2 separate regions of the Mus musculus genome follow, and region 2 is linked to region 1. A link is a loop called in an ENCODE intact Hi-C map of the cell type or tissue named here. Cell type or tissue: heart. All regions are shown on one strand. Each heading gives the region's core, and the rest is flanking DNA. Links, peaks and the distances in the headings are about the cores only. Region 1 overlaps Lrrc8d (leucine rich repeat containing 8D). Region 2 holds the start of Gm42166.

Region 1 (15,495 bases), core at 4,375-12,374:
TAGGCTGTGGTCCTCAGGATCCAGAATAAAAGGACTTTTTCTAGAGGGCTCTGTGCGTGACTGTCTATGGGGAACAGTTAGCTTCTGCTTGCATAGGCTCTTAGCAGTCCCTGGATCATATTTTTACCATGTAGTTAAGTGTGTATTATCATTGTGGAAGTCACACACAGTGCTTATGTGCCGGGGACTGAGCTCCATGTGCACGTGCCTGGATTAGTAAGATGCAGTAAGATCTTTACCCTTGCTATGTCTGTTATGGATATGGAAAGACAGGGACGACGTTGGTAACCTAACTTAAGCTATTTGGCTTACAAATGACAGATCTAGGATTTGTCCTTGCAGGGTGTATTTGTCTCCTGAGCCATTGTGCCATAGACAACCGTTACTCTTCTGACCTCAGAGAAGGGGGGGTGGGGGTGGGGGTGTAGGCAGCACTGAGAAGACCAAGGAAGTGCCCTTCACGTCATCCCGAGCCCATAAATCATCTGACACCTATGCTGGCTTCAGGTGATTTCGTTTGGTTCTTGCTGGCATGCTACCTGGGCCTTATCTGCCACCCCTGCAGTGGCCAAGGGGGACCTGGCATGTCAGAACGGCAAGGACAGATGTGACACCTTAGAAGTGTGACTTAAATAGAAAGCACTTGTTTTTATTATTGGAAGACCTGTGTGTGCATCTCAGCACACTTCTGTTGCAGGACGAATTCTCCCTTCACACTGATGTCACAGGGAACTTGCAGGGTTTAAGGCTGAAATAAGATAATGACCTGCACTGTACTGACTGTTGTTAGCCTTGTGGGTCATCTTCCACCCATAGCTACCTTTTTCATATATTGAAGTTTTAAATAACTCATTCTAAAGGAATGGTAGTTTGAAATGTTAGGTTGTGAGACAGGAAGAATTTGTGGAGAGTGTCACGATGCCTGTAGATTCCTCTCTGCTTCAGAAAGCAGCAGCCCCTACCTCACATCCTCTCCTCCCGTGGCACATAAAACATCAGGGAGAAACTTTGTGTGGGATCAGAATCCCATGTCCATGTGCTAAATCGTTGGTGATATTTGTGTTAAGAACTCATCACTCACGGGCTGGAGAGGTGTCTTGAGCGGTTTGGTTTTCCAGAGGACATGGGTTCAGGTCTCAGCATCCTTGTGATAGCTCACAACTGTCAGTAACAGAGTTCTAAGCAAGCGAATGGCTTCTCCTCACCTCTGCAGGTAATAGTCCTGTACCTAGTACATAGATACACATGCAGACGAAATACTCATACACATTTAGATGGATGGGTAGATGGATGGATAGATAACAGCATTTCCTGGATGTTTTTTTGACTATCTTCCCAAGAATTTGGTGGAGAGTGGTAAACTATCCACTCTCAAATAAGACCAAGCAAATTATTAAGCTTCCCTTTCACCATGGTTTTGCACATCTGTCTTGAATATCAACTGTAAAAAAGATAGAAGAGAGGAGGTATGAACCCCAGTCCACATTCAGAACCAATGAGGACAAGGATCAGCTGATTGTTAGCCACATCCCCTACTCCCCCCCCCCCCCCCCCGGCCATTTTAAACACTGATGCTACTTCCTATAGACTGGACCTTGTGGACTTAAGTACTCTTTCCCTGTCTCAGCGGGGCAGCAGAAACTGGCAGGCTACCAACAGGGAGAGCCACCTACAACCCTCAGGCAACACAAAGTCCACAGGCAGGGAGGGCCTCCATAGCCCTGCCTAGTTAGTGAAGAGAGTGGGCAGAGAAGCAGCGGTGGATTCCTTCAGGGATACCCCTCAGGTCTCTCTCCTAGGGGAGCGCAGAGCCCTGTTAAGTCCCGCTCGCAGATTCAGCCAGGGCTGGAAGCTTCCTAGTCACAGACCTCTCCTCCCCGGATGTTTACACTGCCATGTTCCAAGCCCCTTTTAATAATTAATCCCTGTGTGACTAAACCACGAGAGGAAAGATTGCTTTTCATAAAAGGCTTAGATTGTTCTGCTGGTGGGCATCTGTAGGTGACCACGGCAGCCCAGAGGTGAATTTTACATTAAACACACGCAGAGTAAATTGCATGGCGGCCGGCAGCCAGGAGCAAGCTCATCCCGGCTGCTGAAAAGCATAGACATCAGCTGCTGTCATCGCCCAGGCCAGTTCATGACGCCCGCCCGGCATTGCTGACAGCTCAGCTTTGGAAGTTACTGTGTGTAACCACACAGACCCCTCACCCCCACCTCCGCTGTTCTTGGCATCCGAGTCCTGTCTCAGGACCACAGTCTGACAGGACAGCCACTGGCTGGGTATCTGCCTGGGCTTTTGGCTGATGTTCTCTGCCAAACCTTGGTAGCTAGCTGCTTGCTACCCAGGACCAAGGGCTGACTCTCATGAGGAAAACCTGTCTGTGTATTGTGCCAGGTTGCGCTACTTGCTGTCTTCAGATGGGCTCTGGGTTTAGACCAGTCTGTGCACAAGCATCTGTAGCAGGCACTTGGGTAGAGCTCCCCCCAGTTCAGGGTCAAAGCCCCAGCCTGCTGAGTCATCTCGGTTCTGCCTAACTGGCTAGGACTTCCAGCTTAGCCTTTCCTGCCCGAGCCTTCTACCTGTCAACAGCTCTTTTGTGCAGATCTGTGGGGGTTCAAGTGGACAGGGAGCAGGTTTGAGGGAAGCCCTGCTCGGCTGAACTCGGGTGTTGTGTTACAAGAAACACCCTGTGAGTAACCCACACCTCCAGCCCAACCTGCCAGCATCTGCTCAGGTGGAAAGGCTGCCGTGACCTAGCCTTGGGAACACAAAGGGTCTCCAAGGCCTCCCATCCATCCTGCAGGTGCCAGCCTTCCTGTCTGCCACTCTGCTCTGAGGCCAGAGAGCCAGCAACAGCTTTTTTTTTTTTTTTACCACTTTGGTTCCTAATCGCCAGGGATGAACTGAGCCAGAAGAATAAATACAGAAGAGCAGACACGTACAGCTTAAGCCTTTGTTTCAGAACTTGAAAACAAAACATGTTCAGGCCAAAGACATCTTTACCCCTTCCCTGTTTGCCTCGGCCTCATGTAACTCCCTTCTTGAATTACACCGCTTTGTTAAAAACATTTCTGATTTCCCCAGACCTTTCCACCCGCCTCTCTCCCTCCCTCCAAGGGATTTAGTTTTTTCCAGGTTCTGCCCCACTGAGCTCACTCTTCTGAACAGTTGAATTGTTAAAAATGACCGTGGTGGTGTTACACTAGCAAGATTTTGCTGAAAGGACCCAGATATAGCTGTCTCTTGTGAGACTATGCCGGGGCCTAGCAAACACAGAAGTAGATGCTCATAGTCAGCTATTGGATGGATCACAGGGCCCCCAATGGAGGAGCTAGAGAAAGTATCCAAGGAGCTAAAGGGATCTGCAACCCTGTAGGTGGAACAAAAATATGAACTAACCAATACCCCCCGGAGCTCGTGTCTCTAACTGCATATGTATCAGAAGATGGCCTAGCCGGCCATCAGTGGAAAGAGAGGCCCATTGGTCGTGCAAACTTTATATGCTTCAGTACAGGGGAATGCCAGGGCCAAGAAGTGGGAGGGGGGGAGGGTATGGGGAACTTTTGGGATAGCATTAGAAATGTAAATGAGGAAAATACCTAATAAAAAAAATGACCGTGGTGGGATTTGTGCCCACATACAGAGGAGCAGAGGGAGTGAGTGATAGGTGACAGCTCTCCCAGGTGAGTCACAGAGTAGTGGTTCACCAGAGGTCCTGGGACCTTACACACCGGGAACAGGTTGTTTCTGTGTCATTCATGTGGACTTGCTACTTAGAATATACAAATTTTTCATTAACCTCTATCATCCACAGGAGACCCCTGTCATTTAACTTAAAAATGTTTCATGAGAATGTTGGTAAATCCTTAGAATATAGTACCAGCCCCCATTTCACCCAACAAAGGGAAATGCCCAATGAATTTTTGACACCGTAATTCAGAGAATTTATTTTATAGCCATTGATCATGCGTCTTGTATCCAAATCAGCCAGAAACAGATAATTAAATATGCAGAGACCAGTAAGACACGTTCTCTCCTCTGAAGTGGCTCAGTTCGTTGAGTGAACAACAGTTATATCCTAGTGTGTTCACACCAGTGAACTGCAGGTGATGTGGTACGAAAACTCGGAGGCAGCCCTGTTCACTCAACCTTTCGGTGGGACGGAAGGCTTTGCTAGGACACACTGGAGTTTGGATTTCTAAGTAGAAACTAAATTTTAACAGTTTGAGCCATGAAGGTGCCTACAGGTCCATCTATCCAGGCTGCTTCTCCACACATGAGGGATCTGAGGCTTGGAGACATGTGGCGACCTTGCCTGGGCCCAGCAGCAGTGTATGATCAGGACAAGAATTATGCTGGGACTCCACCCTCTTCCTGCTGCTGGAAATTGATGTTGGGTCATGGGTAGGTCCTCCCCGTAAGAATCTTAGGGAGACAGGTCAGCTTTTGAGTTTGTCTTCTCCTAAATGACCTGTGTTGTCATTTAGAGGTACCGTACAAGGGCTGTTGGTTGGCTTTCGGCTTTTCAAAGTCTCCCTTAAATGGATGACCGACCTGCATCATCTAACATTTAATTACAAAGGGCAGGACACTCAGGACACCTTGGGACTGGATTCGTGTGTGGCTCATAGGGAGTCTAAGAACACCAAGTACAACAGATTGTTAAATGTAACATAAGCGCAGGGTAGACAGACTGAAGGAATCGTTTTCATCTGTTTTGCTGAGCATAGATTATGTTCCCTACAGACTTTATGATTTGCATTGGTTCGTTTAGTGTTGCGCACCATCCTAGACTAACATCTCCAATCCATAATTGTGTTACCACTGTGCTGGTTATAAGTGGGATGGTGTGGCTGCCAGACTTCACACAGGTCTCTATAAAGTCTTGGTGTACGTGTATACTAAAAAGATTATCCACCAAGCAATCACGAATTTATTTACTTAGTTTTTGCTGTTTGTTTGTTTGTTTGTTTGAGATAGAGTCTTGACTATGTAGCCCAGGTTGGCCTGGAAACAGTTCTGTAGAGCAGGCTGGCCTCGAACTCATGGGCAGTCTTCCAGTATCTGCCTCGTGAGGGCTGAATAATGAGCTTTCCCCACATGCCCAGTTTTTATATTATTGTCTTGTTTTGTCTTTGAGATGGTGCCTCTCCCCGTGTAGCCAAGGTTGCAGTTGAAATCAGGATCCTCCTGTGTCAGTTTCCCCGAGTGCTGGGGTCCCAGGTGTGCACCACTGCATATAACTTGCAAATGCCCTGACCAAGAAACATGTAAATTATAATAAATCATAGCTTGAATTAATTTGCTTCATTTCCTGTGGACAGATTTATAAAGCATTAAGAAGAATAACAAAACTGTTGAATTTTTAAAAAAAAAAACTTCTTTCTAAAATATAATAAGAGTATACTAAATTCCTCCCCCCTCCCCCACCTCTTGATTCCTTTAGAGTTCTGGTAAGTCATTTCTCAGCACCGGCTTTTAGTGATGGATTTTGATGTTTGAACCTAAGTATTATTGACCAAGAAAAAACCACAGGCCCCTAGAGTCGGGAAGTGTGGATTTTGGTTTAAAGCCAATGGGTGAATGATGTTTAATACATTAAATATTAAATACAGAATCTTTTGGTCTGTTGAGTGCTGCTAATGTTGCCAATTAAAACATCCAGTTTGATTTATAGAAGTTTAATTTGATCTGGATACAACCTGTTTCACCTGACAATTACCATATCATAATGACATTTTGATAACAGTCCAAATAATTCTCATTGTGAGTGCAGTGAGAGAAACATGGAAATCACTGGGTCTAGAGAGACGGCTGCTCTGGCTGGAGAGGACCTGGGTTTAGATCCCAGCATGCATGTGGTAGCTCACATGAGCCTGTTGCCCACATAACCGCTTCTGACCCCTGTACACATGTGATATCTGGCCCCTGCACATGTGTGATAAACATACATGCATACAGGCAAAGCTCTCATACACAGAAAAGATGCTAATGAAAATAATTTTATTTAACTGCCTTTACTTTGATTGAGTGGCCAAACTTGCTTGCCTCTTCAGTGGTATAAAGAGGGATTTAATTTTGAAGTATTGTAAACCAAAATTTAAAGATAATCTGAAACATCGTAGCAAGAGTTTCAGTGAGATTGGGACAGTATTTTCCCTTTTGGTTTTGCTTTTCTGTAATTACAAACTATTCAGAATTCCTGAAGGATCTATTTAAAATCATATCATCTTCTAAAATACGATTTTTTAATCCCATTACCTTGAACCTATATCCACACGTACTTTATATTTACAACTGGAAAGAGTTCTGTGTCAGTGTACATAAAACACCTGACTTGATGCCATTACCAACTAAACGAACCATCTGTTCTAAAAATATAAAATAAAATAAAATAAAATAAAATAAAATAAAATATGGAACCTTAGCACACAACTTGAAGACTTAAAGGCATGTTTTCTGACTATCAAGCAAAGAAGTAGTAATTTTATTTTATTATTATTTTTTTTTTACAGTCCACAAAGGCTTTTATTTATGCTTTACATTTAAAAAAAGAATCCCAGGATTTTCCCTCCTGTATGTTTTCGTCTTGCCTCTTCATGGTCCATAATGCCAGCCGAGGTTGTCAGCACAATGAAGCCAAACTGACGTGAAGGGAGCAGGTTGTTCTGCCATTTCTCTAGGCCTTTGAGTTGAACATCAAATCTAGGGCTTATAACGCCACACTTGTTCAACCTTCCTGTGAGGTTCACAACAATCTTCCCAGCTCTGTGATCATCATTGATCTCGAATTCACCAATGTATCCGTGCTTCATCATCACGGTTAAGAACCGAACGATGACTTTAGAACATGGCCAGATGAGGACCTGGCGTTTGCCTCTCTTCTCAGCGTTGTTGATGCTCTTGAAAGCATCCGCCAGAACATTCATTCGCACCATGGTGGCGGCGAGGGAAGATGGCAGAAAGAGAGTCGTAATTTTATTTTTTATTGTTTTGTGTGTGTGTGTTTAAGGGATCTCTTGATCGGATAACTCGAGCTTTTTCTTTAGTTGAAGATTTCCTTGAATGCCTGGTCCTCCCGTCTCTCTTTCCTAAGCCTTGGGATTGATTACAAGGGTGCATCACCCAACACTTTCTGGTGCCAAGAATCAACCCGGATCCTGGACACACTAAGCCAGCAGCAGTCTGCCACATTACCAGTCAGAACAGTAGCGCTATTCCTGCCTCACAGGCGTTCACCAGTCAACAGTGTGCAGAGAACGGGTCTCTGTGCACCTCTGGACGCGGGGCATCTTCTGTTGACCCTCTGAGGCAGGTGGCTGTTACTGCTGGGATTATTATCATGGCTGGCCTTCTTACCATCCCATAATCATGGGAACAGGCGCAGACAGAGACCAAGCACCCTCGTTCACTCAGCTAGCAGTTATACTTGCCCGTTGAGGTTCTGGTGTTTAGCTTGTTGGGTAGACACGATCCCACCTCCACACACTTTTCACGTGGTATCTGTGCTGTTTTACGTGGGTTACCCGCCATTTACAAGCAGGCAAGCGGTAGGAACTGCACAGGGCGGGTGACTGCAGACCTTCTCTTGAGCCCAAGACAAACGTTCATGTAGTCCACTTCCCTTCTTTTCCCAGTTTACAAATTAAAGTAATTCTTCCCTGAGTTCCCCAGAGTTAGTCATTTCCTGTCCCGAGTCCCACGGTGTTTTCCTCAGACTCTGTATTTTGAGTGCATACTGTTTTGTAATTAATTTGTTTATATGTCATGTCTTTCCATCCCCGACCCTTGCCTCCAACCCAGTTCTTCAAGAGCTGGAACCAGGTCTAATCTATTTTTGTCTGACACTAGCCCTGTGCTGGTGACAGTGGATGAGTCATGTTGCCCAAGAGGTGAAGGGACTTGCCCAGAGTGCAGGCTGAAGTATAAGTGACTTTCATAATTTGCCACCCCATACCTGGCACTCAAGTCTTGCCAGATGCATTTCAGATGGCTTGAAGTTGTGTGTGCATGCCGGCTGCCTCTCTGTGTGGGTGTGGGTGTAGGAGAGAGAGAGAGAGACAGAGAGAGAGAGAGAGAGAGAGAGAGAAAGAGAGAGAGAGAGAGGGAGGGAGAGAATGTACATGCCTTCCTGCGTATATGTGTATGTATGTATATCTGTATGTGCATGCCTACCTTTGTGTGTGTGTGTGTGCATGCCTACATGTAAAACCAGAGAAAGATACGGAGTGTCCTGCTCTGTTGTTCTCTATGTTATTTTCTTGAAATGGCGTCCATCACTGAATCTCCAGCTATGTTAGTACTGTAAGCCCCAAGGAACCCCATCTTTACTCCATCCCACTGGGATTACAGTCTTGTCTGACATCAGACCCAGCGTTTTACATGGGTGCTGGGAAAATTGACTTTAGATCTCTTCACTTACTCCAAGCAGTTTTACTCTCAGAATCACCTCCCAGCCTCTGACTTGGACTCTTGCTGAGGAGTTGGGACACAGTTTTCTGACCACGGTGGTGGTGGTGGTGGTGGTGGTGGTGATGATGGTGGTAGTAGTGGTGGTAATGATGATGGTAGTGGTGGTGGTGATGATGGTAGTGGTGGTGGTGGTGGTGATGATGATGATGGTGATGATGGTGGTGATGATGATGGTGGTGGTGGTGGTGGTGATGATGATGATGGTGATGATGGTGGTGATGATGATGGTGGTGGTGATGATGGTGGTAGTAGTGGTGGTGATGATGATGGTAGTGGTGGTGGTGATGATGGTAGTGGTGGTGGTGATGATGATGGTGGTGGTGATAATGATGGTGGTAGTGGTGGTGGTGATGATGGTAGTGGTGGTGATGATGGTGGTGGTGATGCTGCACCGTTACTCCCCATCCTGTGTATCAGTTAAGGCTCAAATGAAATGATATCATTTGTGGAAGTATTGAAACTAGGAAGCCCCTGTAGTATTAAGAGTGTATATTACTGTTATTCTAGTCTGTTATTTCAGTGTGACTTTATTACTCTGTGAAGTAGGTGACCTCACTGCCATTTCACAGAGGAGAGAACTGAGGTACAGTGAGATTGAGAGCCTCAGCTGTAACCCTGGGTAGCAGCAAGAAGCTTGGAAATCAGGCTAGGCTTCAGTGTGTTCCAGGCTACTGCCGGAAGCCTGGCTCCTGATGCCTCCAGAGTGAGCAGGAGGCAGACTGTAGGGGGAGGACGGGCAGCTTCATGCTGGGGCCCTGAAGCTGCAGGAGTGACGGTGTGCAGTAATTTTTGATGTGACCAGCCACATTGCATCCAGCTCTGGCACCCTGTTGTGGGGTAGAATAGGGCTAACCTCAGCATTGCTTTTGTCTCAATGGAGAGTTCCTCGGTGGCTCTCAGAGGAAATGAAGGCTGCTCTGTCCAGCTGCTGCTTCCTGTTCCATAATTCTGAGACACTTTTTTTTTTCCTTCAAAGCATCGAATGCTTTATTTTTAAACCAATGGAAAAATACTATCAACCTGCTTCTTAGTATTTCCTTAAAACCTGGCTGTGCTTCTTTGCAGTATACAGGGGTGTGCGAGAGTCTGCCATATTGCTGCCTGGGACGGCAGGAGCCAGCTCAGTGTCTGCTTTTCCACAGCAGGAATGAAAAGCAATTAAGTCAGATCTGATGGGGCAGGAAGCTTGCTGAGGTTGGTCGATGACAGCATCCAGGGGAGGCCTGTAATTGACGTCTGTGCCTCCCTGTCTCTCCATGTGCTTGTGCAAACTCAGGCCTGCTTTTTCTTCTGCCGGTGATTGTGACATTAGCGAATTCCCAACCTGAGTCACTTAAGCGGCACCGACTCCTCATATAGCACTGAGGACAGCAAGGAGCCTTGGGGCAGAGGTGATAGTTGCAGCCTGGTAAAGGATTGCTTGCGGAACCAGTGGCCCCGTAACTAAAAGCAACAGGTAGAAATATTTTCTCTTAATACCTCATTTTCTTTTCCATTCCCTAAGCAGCAGAGAACGTGTATGGGCTCTCGTGGTTCGTCTTTGGAGAAACACTAATTTAGGAAATGTTATTTTGCAAAGCAGACTTAAAAGAAAGTCCTAAGTATGCCAAGTTCTAAATGAGACTCTTGGCTCCCTTAGAGGTGGAGGGGAGTGGTTTGGGGGGAGGGGGCTAACAATTGAAGATTGCCCTGTGAAGATGCCTGCAGTCTATCTGCCTCATTCCCCCACCCCCGACCCCACTGTGACCAAGGACATAGAGTAAATCCGGCCACTGTTGCTGACACTCCCCTTAGAAAGAGCAAACATTTCCTTTCATGCTTTCTTCCTTCCAGTGAGATCTAACTTGAGTTCTCTGGATGTTTAGCCTTCCCAGAGACTTTGGCCTGGTGGGAGAGCCTGACCCTGTCTGCATTATAAGATATTCACAGAGCTGCTCCTCTGTGTGTGTGTGTGTGTGTGTGTGTGTGTGTGTGTGTGTGTGTGTGTGTGTTGGGGAGGAGAGGTGGGAATTACAACTCACCCTTTTCTCCCCCCTTCGACTACAGAGAAGGACCCTTTAAGGTTTTACGATTGGGTGAGCGAGATGGTGGTTAGCAAAGTTAATGTTTGCCCGGGTAGTAAAGGGAAAACAAACACTGGAAAGGGAACTTTCACAGGGGTAGGAATTCTCTCATCTTTATCCCTTCGTAAAGGTGTGAAGGTTAAACAAACTGTGAGTGTGAGTGTGTGTGTGTGTGTGTGTGTGTGCGCGTGCGCGCGCTTGTGCACACCCCCAGTCAGAATGTGTTTGTGTGTATAATTTGATGCCTCTGCCCTTTCTCAGCTTCTGTCAGCTTCTCCCACCTAACTCCTTCCCTTGCCTAAAAGTGTGGCTTTTGCCTTCCACTCCTTGCTGCAGCCCAAGCTAGGCTTTTCCATCCAGGTGAGTTGGAAGAAGCAAATATTCAAGTTTGGGTTTGGGCCTGACCTGCCTGAGCCAGGTTTCGTTTGTTGCGAAGCCTCGAAGTGTAGCTTGCTGTCAGTGGGCTCTCACCTGCACATCCTGCCGTATGTGTCTGGAGCCAGTTCCTGGGTTTCATGATGGCCCCTTCCGACTGGCCCCTTCCGAGCGCCTTCTCTAACTCCTTCCATAGCCCTCCTTTGCCCAGTTCTGCCATGTCCTCTGGATGCTGATGACCCTGGGTCTGCTCTTGCCTGTGTCTCCCTGAGCATCTCATCGGGCACATGTTGACTAGTTTGTGGGTCTTTCTCTAGTTCACTTTGAATAGTCATGTTAGCTCCACCCAAGTCTCTCTCTACTTTAGTGTGTTAGCTGTCCAACCTGAAAAATCAAACAAACATCCATTCTCCCGTCTCTATCCTTTTCTCTCCACTGTTTTCCGGTGCCTGACTCCTGGAAAATATCCCTGTATCCTTAAATTTTCCAGAAGTTTACCCCTCACCACTCTCTGGGGGTCTGAGGAACTACAGCAAACCACTGGACTCTTGAATGTTCTAAAACCCATCTCTCCATTCTCCTGGTTCCCATGAGATGCAGTCTTTATGAGGCCAGGCCCCCTCCTTTGCTCAAGACAGCTCTCATTATTGGGTGTTTTATTGCAGTGGCCTGAGTTGAATCATCATCGCCTCAACTGTCCAGTGTATTTTGCCTCTCACGGGTTTACTGTTAACTTTGTTAGAGTTACTATCATACTTGATTTTAATGTGACTTTATAGTATATTAATTTGCTCTTATAACTTGTCAGTTATTTATTCATGTAAATTCCTGTTCTGTATCCTCCACTCTAAGACCTTTGATGGTGTTAGAGAAAATACTAGCTATGTAGATAAGGAAAAAAGTCTGTCCAGATCTTATTTCTAAATGCTTTTTCTTAATAAGTACTTTTTTTTTTTTTTGAGACAGGGTTTCTCTGTGTAGTCTTGGCTATCCTGGAACTCACTCTGTAGACCAGGCTAGCCTCAAACTCAGAAATCCACCTGCCTCTGCCTCCCAAGTGCTGGTATTAAAGGCATGCGCCACCACCACCTGTCCCAGTAAGTACTTTTTTAATAGTCACAGATTTTTTTTAATTAATTATGGGGGTGTTAGGCTCCTGTAACAAAGAGACTCCATATAGGGTGGTTGAATAAGTTGGTCGTTTATTTCCTTTCCATAGGACAGATGTGAGTAGCCGAGGGCTAGCCGGATAATCCCAGTGGGCTTCCCCCATGCATGGCCTCTGAAGTTGTACCTGCTCTTCTTGTTTCCAGCCAGCTGAACGGGGGAGGGGGAGAGATCAAGACATGTAGCCTTGTCTTTAGAGAGGGCACTGGGAATCAGACTTGACTTCCTGTAGCCCCTTGGCCCTGCTTCCCTATGTTAGACTGAAACATAACATTTGCACAAAGCACCAAGGTTGCTGAAGCGTGTGGGGGAAGCCCAGGGATTCTCTTACTCTCATGGCAGAGAGGGAGAATGGTTTCAAAGTGGAATGTGGTGACCTGTGTTAAATTATATTACTTGTAATGTTGGGGATTGAACCCAGGACCCAGAGCATACTGAGCAAGTGCATTGCCACTGAGCCACAGCCCTATCCCATTGGAGTGGTCTCCTCCACAAGAGCGAGGAACTATTTTTGTTAAAAAGTCAAACCTGGAAGGAAATGAGGGTTTTGTTTGTATTTTGTCTCATACCCATCTAGACCTACCCCATAGCTTCAGCCATTGCTGCATACAGGTCAGAATCCGGAGCCTCAGAGAGATCTCGGCTCTTACTGCCAGTGTGTGGATTTGGAATGAAGACTGGTGTGTCAGACAGATGAGCCGACAGACATGTGAAGTGTAGAATCTCTTCTGCATGTTTTCTGCCTCGCCACTCTTATTTCCGTATTTCTACATTTAGTACAAGTTTCTGAGTGTGAGTGAGTGTGTATGAGTATGTGCACATGAGTGTATTGTGTGATTGTGTGTAGGATGTATGTGTATATAAGTCTGTATGTGTGCAAGGGTGTATATGAGTATGTATGTGATTGTGTGTGTACATGAGTATGTATGAATGTGTGTGTAATTGTGTGTACATGTGTGTGTACATGAGTGTATGTGCATGAGTGTATATGTGTATGAGTTGTGAGTATGTTTATATGAGTGTGTGTGTATGTGTGTGTGCATGGGCGCATATGCACACAAGTCTGTATTGTGGAAGCTTGGACTTCAGGGCCTTGCACTTTCTGGGGGAAGTACTTTCCCACCGAGCTATATCCCCAGCCACTTTGGTATTAATTTATTAAAATATTTTCTAGAAGAAGATTCTCTTGCTTTTGTGTGGTGGGTATCTGTGTGTGTGTGTGTGTGTGTGTGTGTGTGTGTGTGTGTGTGTGCATAGATGCACATCATGTGTCCTCCCAGTCATCCTACCTTTAAGTCAAAGAATTAGTGTTCATTTCTCACCGCCATGTGTCTCTACCCTCAGAAGTGGATGCTAGTGTGCTGTGTGAGCAGTGTGCCCTGTCACACTGTGACAGAATGAATTCCTGTCTGAGTACAGATCTTCTCAGGTAATGTGCACAGCGTCAGCTGCTATGGACAGCCTCTCCTCCCTCCCCCTCTGTATGGTATTTATATAAGAAACGCATTTATAAGCATGTATATCTTTATATGTGAGAGATGCTGTGGACACAGTTGTGCCTTGTTTTTAATTCAGGGCTGCTTACTGTGGGGCTGGCAGGGTGACTCAGTAGTGAAGGTGGTGCTTCCAATACAAGCCTGGCAACTGGAGTCCAAATCCCAGAACCCATGTACATATAAGGGGAGAACTGGCTCAACAAATTGTCCTCCAACCTCCACCTCATGCTCACTCACCTCCAACACACACACACACACACACACACACACACACACACACACACACAGAGAGAGACAGAGAGAGAGACAGAGAGAGAGACAGAGAGACAGAGAGAGAGAGATTAGCCACATGGAATGGGCTAGAGCCGTGGAGGATAAGACAGGTCTGTGGGTTGGGTGCCTAGCAGATCTAAGCTTGAGTTTGTGCACCAGCCTTACGCATGGCCTCTTGGGTTTCAGAAGGGCTGGTTTTCTTGATGGCCCGTGTTCATAGCTCACCCTGACATCTCATGACATGAGTCATTCTCTGAGGGTTCCCAGAATACCCAGTCAGTTGTTTGTTTACCCTTTCTGTTGTTTCTTTTCTTTTTGTTTGTTTTACTGTTCTAGGAACTGAACTTAAAACCTTGTGTGTATTGTACAAATGTTTTGGATTTTATTTGAGACAGTTATCACTGGGTGGCTTATGCTGAGCCCAGGCTTATGGTTCCCCTGCTGTAGGTGTGTGGCCACACCTCCATGTCTATTTTTACTGCTGGTCTCTGCAATCATTTTTTTGTCATTGTTATTGTTTGGTTTGGTTTTTTTGTTTGTTTGTTTGTGTTTTGTTTGTTTGGGGGGGTGTTCTATACACTGTTATATACACTGTCTTCTGACTTCCACATCTGTGCTATGACACTTGTGAGCACACATAGATACACTCATGCACATATGTATGCATGCGTGCATGCACACATATACCCTACAACCTACATGCACACAAAGTAAATTAAACGTGATAAAAATCATCATTCAAAAATGTTACTTAAAATCTATTGTGGTGGTTTGTATATGCTTGGCCCAGGAAGTGGCACTATTAGGAGGTGAGGCCTTGTAGGAATAGGTGTGTCACTGGCTTTAAGACCCTCATCCTAGCTGCCTGGAAGCCAGTCTTCTCCTCTTTGCCTTTGGAACCAGATGTAGAACTCTCAGCTCCTTTTACACCATGCCTGCCTGGAAGATGTCATGCTCCTGCCTTGATGATAACAGACTGAACTTCTGACCCTGTAAGCCAGCCCCAATTAAATGTTGTCCTTGTAGGAGTTGCCTTGGCCATGGTGTCTGTTCACAGCAGTAAAACCCTAACTAAGACACATGTTCTCTAGGACTATTCTTACAGAGGTAAACTTGGGTTTATCAGAAAGCAGATACTCAGAATTATCCCAAATCAAAGATCTCTGTGTAACTTGGGAGGCAGAGGCAGGCAGATTTCTGAGTTCGAGGACAGCCAGGGCTACACAGAGAAACCCTGTCTCGGGGCGGGGGTGAGGGGGAGATCTCCGTGTAGTCCTCCAGGAGGCACCATATCATTCCGAAATAAACGTGCAGATAGATGCTGGCCGACTCGTGTCTTTTGTGCTGTTCCATCTCTAAGTTTAGCTTTTGTAAGCTCCTGTGCTTGGTAGTGCTTCAGTGTTACAGCTCCACTCGTACATAAGAGCTGTGGGAAATGCTTTGGGTTATAATTCAGCGGTGTGTCTCTATGACGCGTCCACTGGTGTCTACCGCAGGGACAGGAAGGTCCATCATTCCAGGCATGCCTTAGCTAGTGAGCCACTGCAGAGAAATAACTCTGGACTCATCAAGATCGTAAGCGATTTCCAGGAGAGCCGCATGCATACCTAGACGCTTTGGGAGCATGATTGGATAAATTCCGTTT
Region 2 (15,495 bases), core at 4,400-12,399, 100 kb before region 1:
GAGTGCCTCAGGATCCAAGTCATGAACTGCGCTGTTTGCCAGGATGGCTTGGGCACTTGTTCTCTGGACTTCAGCTGAAGTACCATCCAGGTCCTGCCGGGTAAGTCACTACAGCCCAGTTGCTGTTCATGCTTAGACTGCCAATCATTTCAAAGTCCTCTGGCCACTCTTGCCATTGGCATATCCCCGTCCTTAATGGGGCCTGAAGTTGCTGACTGCAGTGTGTGATATTCAGATAGTGTGTATCTGCTTGTGGTGTGTGTGAGGTCTAGCGAGAGGGGGAGGGTAGGCTGGAATATACAGCCCATCTTCCCAGAACCAGGCTGGCATTAAAACTCGGCCAGCCAGCAGGATTTGTCTTCAGAATCCACACTATTCTGAGCATTCCTGTGCAGAAGATGGGGGTGCTCACCACAGGGGCCTGAAGGGCTGCCCGGTCATCTCACTTAAAAGAAATGACTTTCAGAATGCTGAGAAATAAAGGAGACATTTGTGAGGGACAGCACCCGTTTTAAAGTTTGTGCCTGGAAGACAGAGCTTTTCTGATGGAGTGTATGAAGTACGAATGGCTGATGCATACAACTCTTTTCTTTTTTAAAAAAGATTTATTGTTATATGTAAGTACACTGTAGTTGTCCTCAGACATACCAGAAGAGGGCGCCAGATCCCATTACGGATGGTTGTGAGCCACCATGTAGTTGCTGGCATTTGAACTCAGGACCTTCGGAAGAACAGTCATTGCTCTTAAATACTGAGCCATCTCTCCAGCCCATATACAACTCTTTCAACTATTCGAGAGTAGATGAGATTAGGGTAGTAATATTTTTTTCTGAGTTGCCTCTCACGTCTAGGGCTCATAACGGAAAAAGGCAAAAAAGTGTATTTAGACTTTTGGTGATTAATTAAACAGTTAAAGCAACAAGAAAACAACACAAACCCCTGGGCCTGGAGAGGGACGGAGCTCAGTTGGTAAAGTGCTAGCCTAGCACACACCAAACCCTGGATTTGGTCCCCAGAACTTTGTGAACTAGATGTGGTAGGGTACACCTCCCAGGACTGGGGGAGAAGAGGCTGAAAGATCACAATCACAAGTCCTTTTTGTCCATGTGGGGAGTTCAAGGCCAGCCAGATATCTGTAAGTCTTTGTCTTGGGGGCAGGGGTAGGGGTGGGGAGCAGAAAAGAACTAAAAATGTGTGTCCTGTAGATCAAGTTTCAAGAGCCAACACAGGGCAACACTGAACCCAAACTCTGTTTCCCTAGATTCCTACTCAGTCCACATAAGAGTCATGTGACCTCACGGGTGTGGGAATCCCCCTACCAGCCCCCCTCCCCAAAAAATTCTGTAGTGGGTCCCATGGATCGTTGATCTCATTCAACTCACCCCAAAGAGTATCTATAGAGTAGCATAGGATTCCATAGGTTGGGGGCCAAGTCCCCAGGCTGCCTCAGATGCCAGTATCGAGTCTCAGGTTGTAGCCCATGCTTCTAATCGAGCATCTACAGGCTGGGACCCCATAATCCCCTCTTGAGTTTAATTTGCCAGGACTCGTGGATCTTGGGAATGTACTTAGTGGTGCATTGTGGAGAAAATCATGTAACAACAGAGATTCATGAGGTGGAGCAGGGAAGTACCGGGTCAGAACTTCTAGACCTCTGTAGCCATGCCGGCTTGATCTGAGAGTTGAATATTTCTTTGGGGTGGAGGGTGGCTTGAGACTCTATTCACACACGTTTGTGGTTCAGTCATTGATCATTAGGGGGTATGTCACCTCCAGCTTCAGTCACAGGCATCAGGGAAAATGAAGACCGGAGTTCCAGCCCTCTTTCTTCCAGGTGACCAGCTCCTGTTTGGAAAGCTACTTAAAAACTACCAGTGGTCAGTTCACATCTCAGCACAGGCACAGAAGGAATGAAAGCCAACAACAATCCGTGGCTTCCACGAATTCTAAAGCTGCGGGATGTGCGACAGGACATGAGGCCAAAGATGAAATCCCTATTTTGTAATATCATGCAGGTGGCTATCCTAGGCTATGACGGACTTCCAGGAAAAGGGTCTCTGGGCCTTTCTCCTGTGTGAGTGGTTTAGACTCCTCTTTAGCTCCTCCTTAAGGCCTTGGTAAGACCATGTCTTTAACTCCTTAAGACCCTACTAGGGTCTTCCAGAGAGCTAGACACAATGGGTCACAGACATGTGTATAGATTAGGTAGTGCATAAGATAAGAGATGGCAAATACAGACAGATGATATAAACACACAGATGAGAGCATGAGGGAGTATATTATGGGAGTTGGTGCATGTGATGATGGAGTGGGAGTTGGTGCATGTGATGATGGAGGCTGAAGAGCCTCATGCACCAGTTCTGAACAGGAGAAGGACACGGGATCCACATGTAATTGGTCTGAGTCTAAAGGTTCCAGGTGTCACATGACACTATTCCTGGGGAGATGTGCATACATGTCTACTCATCCCAGATAGGAGGTTGCTAACAGACCACAGTAAGGACACCAGCAAAGTCCACATTGGTGAAGCAGTAAGTTTTATTGAGGTGTCCTCACAGAAATATGAGGCATTACCTACAGAAGCAGAAATGACTCAGAGGCAGCTGCATCACCAAAGACCACCCCAGCATGAGTGGCAGGTCACAGAAGCTGGGAATCTGGAGCCCAGTGTAGAGCCTGCAGGAAGCTCAGCTGGGTGGCAAGTGGCCTTCTCGTGTGACTTGGTTGGTTTAAACCTCTTCCAGGAGGCTGGGCTGGTTTCCGAGTCTTCCAGGTCTGATCTCTGAGTCTTCTCAGCATCTTGGCTGGTCTGAGACGGGACTCTTTATTGCTTGTGTTGGGAGGGGGGTGCCCAGTGACCCTGGACTGCTAGAAGCTATTCTGAGTGTTTACCTTCTGGTTAAAGGGGCTTCCTGGTAGGAGGGAGTATTTCTAGGAGGAAACTTTGACACAACAAGGGATGGTACATGAGGTCAGTGGGGTATCTGAGGAAGTGCTGCCGGACACTCTGAGAAATGCTTTGTCAATTGTGTCACTGCACAAAGTGAGGTTTGTTCTGAGCTAAAATGCCTATAGGCGATAAAGTCTCAGGGAGAGGCTATTATTCATTCAGTGTGCTGTTGCTACTTTACAGCAAAAGACTAGTTAGAAGGCTGAGGTAGGAGTGTGTGTGTGTGTGTGTGTGTGTGTGTCCATGTGTGTGGTGGTGGGGAGAGAATATCTGTTGCTGTGACAAGGACCTGAGAATTTTGAAGGAGGAGAGATTTGTTTTGGCTCAGGGTTATAGACATGCACGCCACGGTCATGTGGATCTACTGCTGTGGGCTGGTGATGAAACAGAGCATCATGGGAAAGTACGCATAGTAGAACAGAGCATCATGGGATAGCAGGGATAGGAGAACAGAGGAGCATCATGGGATAGTAGAACATAGCTATTTACCTCACAGGTGCTGGAGGTGGGTAGAGGGACGGTAAGGAAGCCAAGATACTCCACAAGTGAATGTCCCCCAGTGACCTACTTCCTCCAACAATGACCCATCTGTTAAAGTCCCCACAAGCCTCCCAGAAGAATGTCACCAGCTGCAGACCACGGCCTCAGTGCATGAGCCTGTGTGGAACTCTTCATATTCAAGCCATGACAAGAACTAACAGATTTCCTGACTCTTTAGATATCAGTGAGAGAAAATGTCAAGAATGCCTTCAGAGCATCCAGTCCATGCAGCACCGAGGGCCGACTTACCATTTACTGAGGAGAAGTGTAAGAAAGCCCAGAGGAGGAACAGGCTCTGAAGGGAAACCAAATGCGAGGTTCTGGTCATTTAAGTTTGCGCTAGTTTCAGGGAAAAAAAAATCAAGAGAAAAATGGGTAGGATTGGGTACAAAGAATCTCTTGAGGCATTCAGATGCAAATTCGAGAAGAGAAATGGGTAGAGGATGTCATGAGGAAAATTTTTATGCCCTGAACTGATGCACAAGTGCCCACTCTTTTTTTTTTTTTAGATTTATTTATTTATTATATGTAAGTACACTGTAGCTGTCTTCAGACACACCAGAAGAGGGAGTCAGATCTCATTACAAATGGTTGTGAGCCACCATGTGGTTGCTGGGATTTGAACTCTGGACCTTCGGAAGAGCAGTCAGGTGCTCTTACCCACTGAGCCATCTCACCAGCCCCACAAGTGCCCATTCTTACTGAAAGCCCCTCTAGTCTCTTGCCCTACATCCCACCCAGTCTCAGGGGACATCTGTGACCAGGATCACCTTTCTGCTCTTTTTCCCCTCTCCACTCCAGTTCTGCCACCACTCCACCATTTTTTTTTTTTTTTTTTTTTTTTTTTTAGCTAGGATTGTAGCAGGCAGGAAGTCAGAGCCTGCATGGACAGATCTGCAGGTGTCTGAACTTGTTGTTTTTTGATTTGTTGTTTTCCCGTTAATTTATTGAAATGGTATATTTACTTCTGGGCTACAATTTAAGAAGTGCCTGTTTGGGCTGGAGTGATGGCTCAGAGGTTAAGAGCAATGGCTACTCTTCCAGAGGTCCTGAGTTCAATTTCCAATTTCCAGCAACCACATGGTGGCTCATGACCAACTATAATGAGATCTGGTGCCCTCTTCTGATCCACAGGCATGCATATGTGAAGGCAAAATACTGTATACATAATAAATAAATCTTTTTTAAAAAGTGCCTGCTTGAGCCGGGCGTGGTGGCACATGCCTTTAATCCCAGCACTCGGGAGGCAGAGGCAGGCAGATTTCTGAGTTCGAGGCCAGCCTGGTCTACAAAGTGAGTTCCAGAACAGCCAGGGCTACACAGAGAAACCATGTCTCGAAAAACAAAACAAAACAAAACAAAATGAAAGAAAAAAGAAAAGAAAAAGTGCCTGCTTACCTTGATAGGCTGGCTGAAACCTGCCAATCTTGGAATCCCTCTGAGAAGGGTGCAAATCCACTTCTCATTCTCTCTGGCTAAGACACATGTCTTAGTCTTTCTGGTTTCAATTTCAACACACTCTTTCTAACTATAGCAGTCTGGCAACGTGTTACATCATAGGAAGTTACCCAACATGGTCCACCCAGGCCCGCTTCCTTTCCGCCCGTCATACTCTGGCCTCCATCTCTGAACCGTCCTCAGCTGTGAAGATGGGAGCGGATTTGCCACCTACTGCAAGGCTAAGGGTTTATTTATATAAACCTAAGAAGTGAGATGCTTAAATCCACTTAAAGAGAAGATAAGAAGAAAGAAGAACCACCTCAAACAAGTAGAGGCGGAGATAAAGCAAGGAGTGGTGGCACTGACCTTCTGTCCTGCCACTAGGGAGACTTGTATGGGAGGATCAAAAGACGAAGGCCACCGTTGGCTACATCGGAAGTTCCAGGTCGGCATGGGCTACCTGCAACCACCTCAGGCACTCCGGATGAGGTCTTGCTTTACCATTGGCTGAGGCTAAGCTCACAGTGCGTGATGGTAGCATCTCTATGTCTGCACGGTGGTTTCCTTCGCACATTAGCAGTGCTGTAAGAAGACTCACAACAGGGCAGACATTTTGTCATACTTCTGCTATGTAGAAATATGTATACTAGATGACACCTATGTTCTAGGTTCCTGGCTAAGCCCTTCCACACATTTTCTCACTGTCATAAATCACATTCCTGCCATGGTCTATGCTGTTTACATCTGAACACCCAAGTGTAACCAGATTCGGCCCTTTTTCCCCGGGGGCGGGGGGGGGGTGGGGGTGTTGTTTTTCCAGCATATCTGGGACAAATCTGTAAAGTTTGATTTCCACATACATTAAAAAGATATGCTTATAGATCATTAGTATGTCTATGGCCTATCATGTTAGGTTTTTTTTTTTTTTTACTTGATAATGGAAAAATAATGTAAAAATCTCACCTCTAAGGAGCAGGACACCTTTCTGGTTAGAAGGTCAGTAGGACTGAGAGTCTGCAGGCATACTATAGTATAGGTAAGGACAAATTATAATTAAAACACAGGGGGAAGATGTGCATGGAGCAGCAGGCTTATGATGACTATACAGTCTCTCTCTGAGACAATGTTGCATGTATCCTAGGCTTTCATCAAATTTGTTGCATAGCCAAGAATGACCTCCTATTTCTGATTCTCCAGTTTTCTGCCACACAAATGCTAGAAGTACAGGCATGTGCCACCATACCTGGAGTACTGTGTATTTGAGATCAAGTCCCAAACTTCCTGCATGCTAGTTAAACACTCTACCAATTAAGCTGTGTCTCCAGGTGCCACGTGTTAAATACTTTTCACACATATAACTTTTGCATATATGTACTGAAAGCAAAAATTCCTAGATGTGGAGTTGTGCATTCAAAAATGTTCACATGAAGTTAATCCCAGCAGCTGGGAGGCAGAGATAGGCAGATCTCTGTGAATTCCAGGACAGGCAGTGCTGTTTAACCTGTCTCAAACACAACAAAAAACATGGGGCTGGAGAGATGGTTCAGTGGCTAAGAGCACTGACTGCTCTTCTACAGGTCATGAGTTCAAATCCCAGCAACCACATGGTGGCTCATAACCATCTGATGCCCTCTTCCGGTGCATCTGAAGACAGTTACAGTGTACTTAGATATAATAAATAAAACTAAAAAAACCATAAAAAAAACAAAAAGTGTCCACATTGAGGGTCTGAGGAGATGGCTCAGTGCCTGCTCACAGAGGACCAGAGTTTGATTCCCAGCACCTACACCAGGCAGCTCACAGCTCGGGCCTCCAGGGGCATTTGCTTCACTTGTGTAAAAGTACACACAGACTGCACAACGCACATAATTAAATATCAATCTTTAAATCTTTTTTTTTTCCTCACGTTTTGGCTGGGCATGGTGACTCACTTTCCTGCAACTTCAGCAAGAGCTGGAGGTGAAATCAGGAGTTCAAGGTCAGCCTGGCCTTCAGGGGACCTGGTCTCAAAAAGAAAACACAATTTCCAAATTGTATTTCAGAAGAATTTGTCAAACTTGATCTCACATTCAGCATGTGACAATGTGTTCTCTCTCTGTGGTGTGCACACAGGCTGGCTGATCAGTTCTTTGCTTTCTCTATTTATACCAATATTTGGAGGGGGTTGGGGGGCTTGGGTGAGAGTGTTTTTTGAAACAGGACCTCATGTCACCCATGCTGGCCTCAAACTGGTTATGTAGCTGAGGGTAATCTTGATCCTTCTCCTGACTCCAGTCTAGTGCTGAGATTTTGTTTGGTTGGTTTTTCGAGAGAGGGTTTCTCTGTATAGCCCTGGCTGCCCTGGAACTCACTCTGTAGACCAAGCTGGCCTCGATCTCAAGAAATCCGCCTGCCTCTGCCTCACAAATGCTGGGATTAAAGGTGTGAGCCACCACTGCCTGGCCTACCTTTTAATTTATACCAATAATAAAACCATAAAAAAACCACAAACCTCTAGAATCAGCTTGAAAAAAAAAAAAGATGATAGAAAAAGCAAGTGGTGGTTCTGCAAAGGGAGAAACTTTTCTAAACTGATTTTAACAGCAGGACATTTTTCATCCAGCCGTCCCACCATTAGTTGTCAGGAGCATGAAAACCTCTAACCTCCTAGATCAGCAAACCCAGGGCTGTAATTACATCACCTGCCACACACTGGCTGCCCACGCACTTCCTCCTTGGCAGGGTGTAGGGAATTGGAGAGGCTGCAGTCCGGGAGGGTCCGGGAAGCAAACAAAAGGCTGAGGTTCCATCTAAAACTGCCTGGGGCTGCTCAGCGGGAGGGTGTTGGCCCTCAAGGCCTGGCCTCTTCTTCCATGTCTGGGCGGCCTACTTCTACCTTTTAGGGGCCACTGTCACCATCTGGGAGCCCAGAAAAACATTTTCCTTTTTGCCTCTCTCTGTAGGATCCTGGCCTTCTTTAAGAGCGTTGGATGATAAATGAATCTGGAGGGCATCTTTTTGGGCATGAGTTCCCAGAAGCGTGAGGTTTCAGATGAAAGGAGATACTGAAGTATGGGGAGGAATCGTTTGTTTTGATTGAACTAAAATAATTACCCTGACTGACTTGGTGTCCTGGCCCTCATCTCTCCACAGAGGAAAAAAAAAAAAAAAGAACACTAAGGAAACTTCACCCGCACGGCAACAAAAACACACCGGAAAGCTATCGAGTTGGGAAACTTTTTTTAGAACAACTTCCCAAGTGCCTGTTTCGTACGCACGACGTTTTTGGCTTAAACGACTGGGACCAGGGAGGTCCCGATTCAGCTGAAAATAAAACGTACGAGATAAGGCATTGTTAGCAGAGAAATCTGTTTGCGCAGACATTAAGTTAGGTGCACGAGCCCTGAATCCCAGGTAATTGCTTTTTCCCAGTTGGAAGGCACTGGATGACTTTTTAATGCCTACCCCGCACCCGTTCTCCCAATCTCAACGATCAGCTTTTAGTGGTCAGAACAGCCTCCTGAAACTGCAACACAGACGAAGCTTCCCGGCCCAGCCCGGTTGCTTCAAGGGAACAGACAGCCTGGCACCATGCCCTGCCCAGGTGCGCTTGAAAGAGATAAGCTCTGCGCCTCCGGCGACGTTCGGCGGCCATTCTTCTCCGCCTCGTGCACCTGCTGAGCTTCAAGCAGCCAGCCCAGAATCCCGGTCACCTCCCGGCCACCCAGCCCCTCGGGTCAGCCGGACCGACCCCCTAGGCAGGCGCGGCGGGGTGCGCGGGCCCAGAGCAGGCAATCACATGGAGGCCCGGGCCCGCCCCATTGGCTGCGACCCGGCCAGTCGCGGCGCTCGCAGGCTGCGGTTGGTCCCAGAGCTGCGGCGCCTGCACGGGCCTGGAGTCCATGTTACGCTTTGTCTAATTCCCCTCGTTACAGAGTCATGTGCTGCTGCTCCCGTCGCCGCCGCTGCCGCCGCCCGGGGTGCCCCGGCTCCTCCGCCGCGCTTAGAGGTGGCAGCCGCGGGCGGGGCCGCGGACTCAGGGTCCAGGGCGCCGCGCGCCTCCGGGGCGCGTCCCGGTGCAGCCGCCGCCCGCCGCAGGTGATGCCGCCGCCTCCCGCCTCCGCCTAAGCTCCCGCACGCGCGGCCCGGGCTGCCCGCGAAGGTGGGTGCGCGTCGGTCCACCCTGGCCGGGAGGGCGCAGGTGGAGCGGCCCCGGGGCGCGCAGACGTCCGGCCTCTCGGCGCCGCGGGGGAGCACGGCTGCTCCCGGGGCTGCGATCGGGAACTCCGGAGGGCTTCGGGACCCTGGGGCGGGGAGTGCGACCAAGCCCCCCCACCCCGTGCTGGGACATTGTTTCGCTTTGGGCCCTGCGCGGGCCGGGTGCCGGCTGCCGCGCTCCCGCCTCGGCCTCCGTGCGCGCGAACGCAGGGGCGGAGATTGCCTATCGCGGTGGCTCCGAGTCCTCCAGGAGGTGGGTGTCTGGTGTCTGGCCTGGTTGGCCCGGAGCCGGCGAGAGGAGCCCTTGAACTTCTGCAGAAACGCTTCCCCATCCGCCTCCGTCCCGCTCCGGGTGGGCCACTCGGGGTGCTCGCGGGTTGGGGCGGGGAAGGGAGGGGAGCCCTGCGCCCCGCCCTCCGCGCCCGGGGGGAGGGCACTGGGGCCGCAGGTGCACCCTGCGCGCCGCGGGCCATCTCCGGGTTGGGTACCGGTATAATCCGCTTCTAGCTTGTTTGGAAGCGTGGGCTCTTGGGAACGGGACTTCTGCTTGATTCTGGTTTAGGGGCTTGAAAAAGAGGAGAACTGGGGTGCCTTCCCAGAGGACTGTCACCTCCAGTTACTGGAGGGTCGATGGGGGACACTCTGTCTCTGTCCCCCTTTATGTGGGGTATCCCTAACAGATAAGGAAATGAGATTTTTTTGTTGTTGTTCTTTGATTTTTTTTTTTAAGCCATCCGCAGTGAAGGAGAACTGCTTCGGGTCGAGGGGAGGAGAGGTAGGTCCCCTCTGGAGAGGGTTGGGGTATAAGGTCTCGCGGTTCCCATGCAGCTGGGGTGTGCGTGGCAGAGAGTGGGGAGGTAGGATTGCTGGAAAGAAAAAGCAGGGTAAAGAAATGGGAGCAGAAGGCGAAGAGATGAGACCAAGTATTGGGCGTCCTCGCCGAACCGGAGCCCTGACTTGAGACTTTGGGGGCTCCTGTTTGGTTTCTTTCCTCCCACAATTTCCTTCTCCGTGACTTTGAAAGTTTTCTTTTAGTTTTTATTTTGTATTGGTCAAGACAGCTGTGAAGACGTGAGTTTTTTTGTTTTTGTTATTTTTTTTTGAAAGAGATATAGACGTGAAGCACTGATATCCGGAAACTTTCCCTGGCCATTTAAATAATAAAATCCCACCCACACAGCGTTCACTGAGCACCTAATACACTCGCTCAGTGCTCGAGTGTGGAAAGAGTCCCGGCAGAGCGTGGAGTCTGGTCTCAGTAAGGGTAAGGGCTGTTTACTTAATAAACAACCGAGGAAAATATGATTCAGGCCCCCCTCCCCAAAGTTTCCAGGGCCTGGTAGAGGGTGAGGGTCATGAAGACCTGGGGTTGGGGGGGAATCACTACTCTGTGAGGTCTTCAGATACCATCTGTTTTTTCCAGCTCGAGAACACAGCATATATATTATCAGCAAGGTCAGGGTCAGAGCTGTCCTGACACCAACTGAAGTTAAAAGCCAATGTCTGGACATGAAAAAGAATTGAAGATTAAAATGAGGTCGAGAACCTGAGAGTGTTGACTGCCACTAATTTAGGGAGCCCTCCGGAAATACACGCGGAAGTAATCCACAGTGCTGGATGGGATTCCACAGCGGTGGAGAGTTCCCGCTCTGTCCACAGGAACATACTATCTTAGATTCCTCTAGTTTTTATTGAAGGTGTATAAACTTTGTTGATTGAAACCTTATAGATTAAGAGGTCAGAGTTGTGAGCTGTCCTCAGGTGACCTGGCGTTCCCTCCCCCACTTCCCACTGGGGGAGGGTGGAGTGTGTCTGATGCAACCAAGTATTGAGCCATGGCCACAGCCTTCTTTGCCTAAGCGTTGAAAACTCTTAGTCAACCTGTGGCCTTTCCCCCCTACCCCCACCCCAGTTAAGTTTTATATTTTATGGAGATTTTGGAACTTTAAAAAAAAAATTTTAAAACTTTTTCTTTATTTAATTTTAGAATTAATTTTTAAAATTAATTAATTAATTAAACTAATTTTAGGATTAAAATGTTTGGCTTGTCCAAATAGTTAAATTGTTTTGTGAGCACTCTTGTTTTAGAAATTGGACTTTCCTGATATTTGTGGGCAAGTTGTACATAAATTGGCTCAGACCATAAGGAGGTTAAAGTTTGGACAGATCTTTGTGTGTATGATCGTGTATGTTCTTTTGTTTTTGACATGGGGGAAGGTCTCACACTGTAGCCCAGGATGGCCCAGAGCTCTAGGCTGTCCTCTCTATACCTCCCCTTGTGCTGGGATTGCAGACATGACCCACCTTACACAGCCACATATCTTGTTAAAGTGGACATTGGAAGGGATTTCTCTTACCGCTGGAGGTGGTGCGTCTGACCTGAGATAAACCAGATAGTAGTGGCAGTGAGCAGGGTCCAAGTAGATACTATGTGATCTTAAGGGGGCAGGGATCTCTGTACCACAAGGGCAGATAAACAGTAGTTCAGGAGTCCAATAGCGCAGGGTGAAAATGTGTGTCGGGGCAGAGGTCGGGATCTGAGAAGACTTTTGACAGTAGTTAGGGGTGGAGTTGCCTCAAAGGAGGGAGGGAGTCAAGGGACACACACACTTTAGTGGAGGCTTTAAGGAGTCAATAGGTTTGCCTTACTGGAAATAGGTTAGAAAATACTAACCTATTAACTAGTTAGAGGAAAGGTTAACTACGAAGAGTCACTAGTGTGGTTAATTGTTTGCCTTAACCCAAGGTTCTCCAATGGACCATTCTGCCTCAGCTGGCAGTTGGCAATATGTGGAGAATGTGTGCTTATCATAGCCTGGGGGCAGGTGCCACTGGCTTCTGGTGGTTAGAAATGCCATTTTAACAGCCTTCGGGGCCCTGGAGATCGAGCAGCGTGGAAGAGTATGTAATCCCTGGAACCCACACACACAGTGGAATTTGAGACTGACTCTTGTTTCATAAATATCCTTCCCCCTAAGTAACTAATGTAAAACAGGAGACAGGCCTTCAACACATAGGACAGTGCTCCTAGCCCAAGGAATGAACTTGTCTACAGTGTCAGGAGTGCCAAACCCGGGGCTTGGGGAAAGTTAGTGGGTTAAGCTCTTGCAACACAGGCACGAGGAAGCAAGTTCAGATCTCTAGCACCTTGGGAAAAGCTGGGTGTGGCACGCGTTTATAGCCCCAGAGTTGGGGAAAGGGAGACAGGAGGATTCCCGGACTCACAGGCCAGCCAAGCTGAGATGGTGAGTTCGCGTCCTACAAGAGACCCTAATCTCAAAGTGGAGAGGGGTAGAGTACGTGGCTTCTATACACATTCCTGTGGGCACACGCACGTGCACGCACAAGTCGTGCCAATGCTGACATTGATTCCTGTTAGCAGTGAGCAGGAGTGTTGGGTGGCCTTCTCAGAAGTGAAATCACATCTCTGAGTACAGGGCAGTGGTTCGAGACTCGTGAAGAATAACAACAAGAAGGCTGGAAGTCTGTTTAGGAGAGCATGTCTGCTTAGGCTTGAAATGACAAGGGTCTGGACAAATCCTGATCAGGAGACAGATCGTTTTGAGAGCAAGTAATTAATAAGCTTGTGGGCGGGGTAACGCTTAGGTAAGGGGAGCGAATGTCACCCGACTGCTGTTTTCGAGAGCCATTAGTCTGACTTCTTTGGCAAATTCTTACACTTGATAAGTAGCTAGTTTAAATATCCCAAGGAACGGGGAGCTCCCATCTGAGGAGGACCGCCGTCTTTGGACCGTTCGGTTATTCTTGGATCTAAACATGGCTCCCTCCCATGGTTTCATAGGAGTTCCTGGAGTTGTTCCAGTTCATAGAATGAGGTCTCCTTCCCCCTGATTAACTTTCACAATGTAGTCTCCAGTTCTAGTCAGTCTTTCAGGGGATGCTAATCCTTCACATCTTGTCAGCCCAGCTCCCGAAGAGCCCTGAATTCAGTGTGGTGATCGGGATAGGCGAGGCCAGCCAGGAACAGTCAGAGAGCTTGCTGGGGAGACCTACTACATACACATAAACGGCTTAAACTCCCAACTGCCTTTCTGAAAAGCGACACCCTGCAGACTGGGGTTATAGGTAATCAGAGCTACAGGGCTTCTGGATTCGTATGCACGGAACAGCATTTTCTTTTCTTCTTGGGAAGTTTGAGTTGTTAAACTTTCTGTTACCTCATCAACCTTCGTGAATTTTGGTTCCATCTTGTATCCTGACAGAGAAAAAAAAAAACAGGCCTTTGTAGTGAGACCCACAGGTTTGGGGTGCTCCCAGTCTTTTGAGATTGGCATGTGCTTAGGATGGAGGGAGCTGTCGAGGTTGGTTAACCCTTTGGTGTGGGGCGTATGGGAGTTTGTCCACATGGCTTCGGGCTTTCTCAGCATGTGCAGCTGCATTGCCATTTTGCTGCTGTTGGACTGTCACGGGCCTCCAAGAGGCCGACTTCCTCCTCTGGGATTCTTGTCATTCTGTGCGGACATCTGGAGGAGAGCTGCTGCTGTTTTTCACAGATTGGAAGCTTGCCAGATCGGAGTTGCTGTGGAGCCCTGTGAGGAGGTAGACGGTCTGAACGTGGTTCCCACTCAAGCTCTTTGCCCAGAGCACTGCAGGCAGCTTTACATCATGGAGGAAGAGACTACTGGGTTTTGGAACCAAACCTCTGTCCCAGCCCTGAGCTTTCAGGGGCACGCGTGCTTTAAAGGAAAACAGGTCAGAGATCCTGGAAACTTAGTGCCAGGTCCTTCAAATATTTTGGATCTACCCAGCAATATTGATTGATTGATTGATTGATTGATTGATTGAGAAAGAGTCGTGTATTCCAGACTGGTCTGTCTCAAGTCTCAATTCATTATGTAGCTCCAGGATGACCTTGAACTCCTGATCTGCTGGCTTCCATTCTTCTAGTAAATTACAGGCATGCAACGCAGTGCTTGATGTATGCAGTGTTGAGGATTTAACTTTGCGCATGCTAGACAGGCACTGTCTACCTGCCGAACTAAATCCCCAGCCCCTAAATTGTGTGCTAGTCATCCCATAGTATAGAGCGAGCAAAATTCCAAATCTGATGGCCCATATATGTTATGTTGTTCATTGTTTTCTGTCCCTTGCTGTGATCACATCTGTTGAAATAGTATAATTCCTTGTGTCTGGATTCTGTTGTGGTCCACGGGGGGGGGGGGGGGGGGGAACCTGTGTGCACCTTCTGGGGATCAGGGATAATTCTAGAAGGGGCATTTGGTAAACATATGGCATAAGATATGGAAACGATATTGTCCGACATTGCTGGGGCTGTAGCTCCGTGTAGCTCGATGCTTGTCTAGCATGTGAGAGACCCTCGAGTCAGTTCTCTGGACAGCCAGAAAAGGAAGGAGTCAAACCAGAATGGATCAACGTTTGAATGATGCGCATGAGACTGCCCAGCCGTGGGAAGGTGGTTTGATTAAGCTTGCGTGCATTCGTAGTTTTAGGTGTCAGAATCTTTCTTAAAGAAGACAAAGGCTCAGAGGAGAGATTTCTCCTCTGCACCGAGGTGTGTAAACAGTTGAGGTCCCTGGGGTCTTATTTATATAATTGAACCAAAAGAAGGCGCGCACAGTGGGATTCCTCGCTTCACAGGTGACACGAAGCTCTTCTGGATTATGAAATCCCTAACCATGAGGGATTTGCTCTGGGGAAACCACACAGGCTTGTGTTAGTCATCAGAAGGCTTTGTAGGGGAGCAACAGGGCGCAAATAGATGGAGCTTTTAGGGAGCGCCATGGAACTACCAAGGGACAGTGTTTTGCTTGTTTGATTTTCGAGGGGGTGGGCATGAAGAAGCTATGGAAAGACCTGCATAGCCCTGCCCTCTAGTTTCAGGCAAGGGGACAGAAATGCCCCTTTCAGAAAAGAGATTTGGGGAAAACATAACAGTCTTTCATACGCACCCACATTTTTAAAATATATTATATATTTATTTTTATTTACACGAGTATACTATAGCTGTTTTCAGATACACACTACAAGAGTGCATCCAATCCCATTACAGATGGTTGTGAGCCACCGTGTGGTTGCTGGGATTTGAACTCAGGACCTCTGGAAGAGCAGTCACTACTCTTAACCTCTGAGTCATCTCTCCAGCCCCCACAACAGTCTTTTTTTTTTTTTTTTTTTAAATAATATTTTGAGACAGTTGCAAAGTACGAGTTGGCCTTAGATTCTGGTTATCCTCCTGCCTCCACTTTCCAAGTGGTAGAATTACTGGTGTGCACCACCAAGGCCAGCCTAAAACATGGTAGTTTGAATTTCATTCCCATGATGCTTTTCTTCTGCTTTCCTCGGGGTCGTGGTCACTCTGCCCCTGGAAATATAAAGGTGTGTGTTTC

Evidence for each region. A loop is a pair of places that touch in the nucleus more often than their neighbours do. Peaks named below come from ENCODE experiments on the same cell type or tissue, not always from the same donor. Only the 100,000 strongest peaks of a DNase experiment are listed, where the experiment ranks them.
Region 2: a loop joins it to region 1, with 6 times the contacts of the local background. A loop is called at or near these places in 6 of 42 quality-filtered maps.

Annotation. Positions count from the first base shown.
Region 1 is chr5:105,790,772-105,806,266 of GRCm38, forward strand. All of the region lies in intron 2 of Lrrc8d (leucine rich repeat containing 8D), which reads left to right. It also overlaps the pseudogene Rps15a-ps5. Among named protein-coding and RNA genes, the nearest start is that of Zfp326, 78 kb to the right of the region's middle. In heart, for the core only: no CTCF peak of the experiment used is centred there; DNase peaks (open chromatin) are centred at 9,310 and 9,640; H3K27ac peaks cover 331 bases; H3K27me3 peaks cover 2,216 bases.
Region 2 is chr5:105,691,184-105,706,678 of GRCm38, forward strand. It overlaps Gm42166, which reads right to left and starts at 13,533. Exons shown (of 2, transcript XM_017321263.2): 1 at 13,460-13,533; 2 at 5,846-9,680. The coding sequence starts at 13,533. The coding sequence ends at 8,705. Lrrc8d (leucine rich repeat containing 8D) reads left to right here and starts at 8,786. Exons shown (of 3, transcript NM_001122768.1): 1 at 8,786-9,071. In heart, for the core only: a CTCF peak has its summit at 8,742; DNase peaks (open chromatin) are centred at 7,668, 8,158, 8,768, 9,408 and 2 weaker places; H3K4me3 peaks cover 2,189 bases; H3K27ac peaks cover 1,785 bases; H3K27me3 peaks cover 3,365 bases.